Linked DNA regions of Homo sapiens: region 1 is linked to region 2. A link is a contact called in ENCODE Hi-C or POLR2A ChIA-PET data. All regions are on one chromosome and are shown on one strand. The core of a region is the stretch at or near the end of the contact, and the rest is flanking DNA. Distances in the headings are between cores, read along the strand shown. Region 1 holds the start of RBM25 (RNA binding motif protein 25). Region 2 holds the start of YLPM1 (YLP motif containing 1).

Region 1 (3,019 bases), core at 509-3,008, 1.7 Mb before region 2:
CTCTAGCCTGGGAAACAGAGACACCTCCTCAAAAAACAAAAACAAAACAAAACAAAAAAAGAAACTCATTTTATTTACAAACAATAAATAGCATTATAGAGTAGCACTATAAAAACTATAAATTTGAATAGCACTTTACTGAACAAAGTACAAACATACATAAGTTAATTTCGTCTCCCAAGTAACTGGGACTACAAGCACTCGTCATCACGCACGGCCAAAGGTATTATTAACTTTAGTTAATGGTAAGGAAACCTAGCAAGCAGAAGTATAGAAGGATGTAAATTTTGCAGATGGTAGTAATTAGTGCTACTTTCTCATTTGTGCTCCCACTAAATTTTGTGTTCTATTGGTACTCATCATATGTTAATCATTTCTTTTCTTTTCTTTTCTTTTTTTTTGAGACAATGTCTCACTTTGTTGCCCAGGCTGGAGTGCAGTGGTGCCATCTCGGCTCACTGCAACCTCCGCCTCCAGGGTTCAAGCGATTCTCCTGCCTCAGCCTCCCGAGTAGCTGGGATTACAGGCGCCTGCCACCACGCCTAGTTTATTTTTGTATTTTCAGTAGAGACGGGGTTTTGCCATGTTGGCCAGGGTGGCCTCGAACTCCTAACCTCAGGTGATCCACCCGCCTCGGCCTCCCAAAGTGCTGGGGTTACAGGCGTGAGCCACCGCGCCCGGCCGGTAATCATTTCTGTCACTCAACAAATATTTATTGAGCGCTTGCTATGTACCAGGACCTGTTCTTGCACAAAACAGGCAATCCATGCATTGCTTACATTCACATTCTAGTGGGGGTAGTGACGGACCATAAAATCAGCAAGAAAAATGTATGTTATGATAGATGGTTATGAGTGCTTTAGAGTAAAATTAAGTAGGGGAGGCAGGCAGGAAGTGTGTAGTATGTTTCAATTTTATATTAGGCTGGTCATGGTTTGTCATCTATTTCACCTGGCTCACAGTTCTTGCAGGACAGGAACAAATCTCACTTCCATTTGCCTTCATACTTCCAGCACTTAACACAGCACCAGGAACTCAGGGAGGCAATAACTTTATACTGAATCCGTTTTATGCCTTCCTAGAGGCAAGCAGTTGAGAAAGGCGTGTAACTAGATATTGCCTATAAGGTCCACAATTGGAATAACGTAATCATTTATGATTAATTTTATTCATTTCCATTAACTTAAGCTAAGTTCTTTTAGCACGTTTAGATTACAGAACGAAAGCTGTGTTAACTAGTATTACAGGACTTTTCACGTTTTTCCAAACATCTTCTAGCCACCTCTTTGGCCCTACAACTACGCATAAGCTTTTGCTTTTCAAAAAACCTCCACAGCCTTTGCCAATTATTTGTTGATCTCGAGTAGTTGTTATAACAGCACTTGGGGTTTAACACTAAGGTTGCAGATCGCGCCCAGTTATCAGTTCCTCGAACCTCAAGGAATCACAAAGCAAGGTTCCACCCCCCGAAAAACTACGAAAAGTGAGAAAGCCTCTAACACTCCTCGCGCCGTGCCCAGCCGGAACCTTGACCTCAAGATGGCGTCCCGTAGTCGTAAGATTCAGTCGGCTCCAATCAAACATGGTGGGTCATAATTTACAGTTCGGGCCTTTCTAGTAACCGCTAGACGCTGCTTCTCTATGGTTATTCGTCTCGGCTTGGTGAGTCAGAGCCAACAGCGGAGACGATCTATATACGTTCTTCTCTATGGTTCCGCGCTCCCCGCCCCCGGCCGCAGTGCACGCCGGGCAAGAGGAAGACCTCCATCAGCTCGCCGCGCAGCGCGGCTGTATTTGCGGCCTGTGCGAGTAGGCGCTTGGGCACTCAGTCTCCCTGGCGAGCGACGGGCAGAAATCTCGAACCAGTGGAGCGCACTCGTAACCTGGATCCCAGAAGGTCGCGAAGGCAGTACCGTTTCCTCAGCGGCGGGTGAGTTTGTGTCTCTGAACGCGTGTGGAAACCGGGAGACCGGGTGCCTCAGCTGGTGGAGGAGGAAAAGCCGGGGTGGCTGCGAAAGCGCCAGGGTGGGGTAGAGGTAAGGGGGAGCGCGGAGGCGGGGGTGGGGGAGGGGTCGGCACGAGGCTTGGTTTCTTCTCTTCTCTAAGGCCTGGAAAAGCTGTGGGCCCAGCCGTAGCTGGTGGAGGCCAGACCTACGGCTTGAGCTTTCCGTCTTGCATTGTCGCCCACTTTCCCTTTCCCTTCCACGTTCCGCCGCGGAGTGAATCGTCTCTGCCCCCCCTGGGCTCCACGTTAGATACAAAACGATCGATCTGCCCCAGGGGAGCCCTTCCCTGAGCCCCCTTACTTACCGGAGCCCCACAGTAGGTTTTCGGGCCTGGGACACTCTCGCCCCAGCCGTTGCCTTGAAGTTAGCCTCTACCCACCCTTTTTAGCGAGGTGCTGGCCACCAACGGATATCTTTCCCTTCCTCTTTGGCCATCTAGAGCCCGCCACCAAGTGAACTGGGCCCCACCCCCTTGGAATTGAGCTAATACCTACCTTTTTAGCAGTCTCCTGGCTTGCTTAAGATAGTCATGAATTTTGCCATCCTGCCTCTTTTGCGCATTGGAGGGTGCAGTAAACTGTATATCGCCATTCATTCTAGGCGATTACTAAGCTCCACATTAAAATGTTACTTTCTCATTTTTCTTTGGTCGTCAATCCTGCTTTTAAATACGGTTTTCCGGAATAGACGTAGGACTATGAAGATTTTTCGGAGGTTATGTAATATGGATTTGTATTGCCATGGAAATGCCATTTTGATACTGGGCAGAGTGGAGCCAAGAGAAGGGAAGAGATTGGACCTCTGTTGCACCCTACTGCTGTATTAGTGTGAAGTACTCTGTGTATTAGGCCGTGGGCAGTAATGTATAAATAATTTTTGTATAGTCTTTGGAGCTTTTAATTTTTTTAAAGGCTATTTCCAAAAACATTCAGAGGACTTGAAAGGGATTAAGTTGGTCATAAGTTACTCATGATTCAAGTGAATCTTATAGTATTCTAATTCATTTAACTTAA
Region 2 (2,997 bases), core at 401-2,900:
GCCAAGTCTGCAAACAGTCCATTTTTAGCCAGCATGATAAAGAAGTCCTCTCTGCTTTAACCTTATAAGAAAAGAAACTTTGAAACAAACAATCCACTTTTAGTTTTCTGTTTCTCTCTTTTTTTTCTTTTTTGAGATGGAGTCTCGCTCTGTCACCCAGGCTGGAGTGCAGTGGCACGATCTCAGCTCACTCCAACCTCTGCCTCCTGGGTTCAAGTGATTCTCCTGCCTCAGCCTCCTGAGTAGCTGAGATTACAGGTGAGCACCACCACGCCTGGATACTTTTTGTATTTTTAGTAGGCATGGGGTTTCACCATGTTGACCAGGCTGGTCTTGATCTCCTGACCTGGTGATCTGCCTGCCTCAGCCTCCCAAAAGTGTTGGGATTACAGGAGTGAGCCCCCGCGCCCTGCCTCTGCGTTTCTTTTCTGTCTATGAAATTATCCCGATTGTTCTGCTCATTGGAACACTGTTTCTGCTTTATAGAATGAGACGTTGCCCAATTCTAGAATAGCAGGTAAAAGTTAATTAAGATCTTTAAACTAAATTTGTTGTAATTTTGTCTTTTGACATGTAATTTTCTGTATATTCGTTATACTTCAATAAAAAGTTAAAAGAAACATAACTAAATTTCTATTTGAAAACAGAAGCTCTTCCTTTTGAAGGATGCCTTGCTGCTCCACTTTCCATTCACATTCACCTCCTGAGAGAGGTGAAGATCTGGGTTGCTAAGATGGAAGAAAGGTCAATTATTTGCATGTTACTCAAGTGATGCACTGACACAATATTCTCACAGTTCTCCCTCCCCCCGCCCCCCCCCACACACCCAAAAGAATTCAGTGTATTAGCTTTGCTTTTTAGTGATTCACTCAAGCTAAAGTAAGAGTTTATGTCTGGTATTACGTTGAGAGCTTTTGGAAGATTATCTTCCAGGTTGTCTTTAGACCATCTTTGTATCTGGTTTTTGCTCTCTTTGCTTTTGCTCTGAGATTCTGCAACACCGATTTATATGTGTTGAGACAGTCTAAAAAATTCCATTTCTCCCCTTCTACAATTCCTGCAGATGTTACTCACTATATGTCTGCAGGAATTGGTGTAATCTTACACTCTGCCTTGAAAACACCTTTCCATTCTTCACAGCTTTGTTCCCAGTTGAATTTCTGGGGAGAATTGAGTTAGGTCTATTCATTTAATTTGGGAGAAACTGACATCTTTACAATTTTTCCTCTTTTCACCCAGGATCATGGTAAGCCTCTCCATTATTTGAAGTCTAATTTCATCCTACTTGGATATGCTTCTTTATGACTCTGTAGCTTTCTACATATAAGTCCTACATCTTTCTTGTTAGAGTTTTTCCTAGTTGCTTTATGTTTTTTTGTTGTTGTTGCGATTGTTGCTATTGTGAATGGAACCTTTTTTTTTTTTCATTCAAAAATGAACCCGTGGAGCGATAGGATCTCTACCACCTCTTTCGGCTGTGAGACTCTATGGTTTTTCAGTTCTATGAGAACATTCTACTGGAGCCTACATTATCTGAACCCAAAGGAAGATGGCAACCACGAGTCGCCAAGTAAAGGACCGCTCTATCTCGCCTTTGTTCTCCTCTCGGTGGTTACTGCGCAGACGTAGTCGCCCAAGTCGCGTCCCCGCCTTCCCGGTCGCGGGCCCAGCTCGGGAGCGCCGGCGCACTGGCGCGCTCCGTTTACACGCTCCGGGGCCTGTAGGCGCCGCGAGTTCCGGCTGTCGCCGTCGCCGCCGCGGCTCCTGGAGGTCGGTTGCGACGAGTAACGGCGCCAGGACGAGCCCTGCGCCTTCTTTTTCGATATGTACCCGAATTGGGGCCGGTATGGCGGGAGCAGCCACTATCCGCCGCCACCGGTCCCACCGCCGCCGCCAGTGGCGCTTCCTGAGGCCTCGCCGGGGCCCGGGTACTCGAGCTCGACGACTCCCGCGGCCCCCTCCTCCTCGGGCTTCATGAGCTTCCGCGAACAGCACTTGGCGCAGCTCCAGCAGCTGCAGCAGATGCACCAGAAGCAAATGCAGTGCGTGCTTCAGCCCCACCACCTTCCTCCGCCCCCTCTGCCGCCCCCGCCAGTGATGCCGGGGGGCGGCTACGGAGACTGGCAGCCGCCACCGCCACCGATGCCCCCGCCACCCGGGCCGGCCCTCAGCTATCAGAAGCAGCAGCAGTACAAACACCAGATGCTCCACCACCAACGAGACGGGCCTCCTGGTTTGGTTCCAATGGAGCTGGAATCCCCCCCTGAATCTCCCCCTGTGCCGCCTGGGTCCTATATGCCCCCATCTCAGTCTTACATGCCCCCACCTCAGCCGCCACCCTCTTACTACCCCCCGACCTCATCTCAGCCCTACCTGCCTCCTGCTCAGCCGTCCCCTTCGCAGTCCCCACCTTCCCAATCCTACCTGGCGCCCACCCCTTCTTACTCATCCTCCTCCTCTTCCTCGCAATCCTATTTGAGCCATTCCCAGTCCTACTTGCCCTCTTCTCAGGCATCTCCTTCCCGCCCCTCCCAGGGCCATTCTAAATCCCAACTACTAGCTCCACCACCACCGTCCGCCCCCCCTGGAAATAAGACAACTGTCCAGCAAGAGCCTTTGGAGAGTGGGGCCAAAAACAAGAGTACTGAACAGCAGCAAGCCGCCCCTGAGCCAGATCCCTCTACGATGACTCCACAGGTAAGAAAGCATCTGCCTGAACCTCATCTTTCACCTAGAGGGCCCTGAATGAGCAGGCCTCAGGGCTTTAACCAGTGGTTAGTCTAATTCCAACACACAATGACTAGCTAACACTCCAAAGGATTCCGTAAGAGTCAGAGGGCTGACAGCTCAGCTTTTTAATTAGCTAGATGTGAATTACCAAAAAAACAGCGTTTGTAGATGTGTATGGATTACATACAGTGGTGGGGTGGCTCAAAAGTTACCTCTCAGATACATTCCTTGGTTTCTTTGACCATCCTCTTAGATTTTGTTGCTGTT

The links. Hi-C counts contacts between places; a loop is a spot of excess contacts on that map. ChIA-PET counts read pairs that join two places held with the same protein, here RNA polymerase II (POLR2A). Pooled maps may share reads with other maps.
Region 1: a map of B cell shows a loop between it and region 2 (11-fold over the local background). The contact joins the promoter of RBM25 here to the promoter of YLPM1 in region 2. A Hi-C loop is called at or near these places in 3 of 168 maps with a recorded cell type or tissue (B cell, CD8-positive, alpha-beta T cell and naive thymus-derived CD4-positive, alpha-beta T cell), 1 of 37 single-sample maps with no recorded cell type and 9 of 50 pooled maps. POLR2A ChIA-PET finds 5 or more read pairs at or near these places in 3 of 52 experiments (CD4-positive, alpha-beta T cell, CD4-positive, alpha-beta memory T cell and activated T-cell).

Annotation. Positions count from the first base shown.
Region 1 is chr14:73,056,776-73,059,794 of GRCh38, forward strand. It overlaps RBM25 (RNA binding motif protein 25), which reads left to right and starts at 1,759. Exons shown (of 19, transcript NM_021239.3): 1 at 1,759-1,930. RBM25-AS1 (RBM25 antisense RNA 1) reads right to left here and starts at 2,678. Exons shown (of 2, transcript NR_184256.1): 1 at 2,501-2,678; 2 at 55-1,982. RefSeq lists enhancers at 1,036-2,000, 1,072-2,271, 1,324-1,863.
Region 2 is chr14:74,761,666-74,764,662 of GRCh38, forward strand. YLPM1 (YLP motif containing 1) reads left to right here and starts at 1,651. Exons shown (of 21, transcript NM_019589.3): 1 at 1,651-2,697. The coding sequence starts at 1,825. RefSeq lists an enhancer at 1,359-1,698.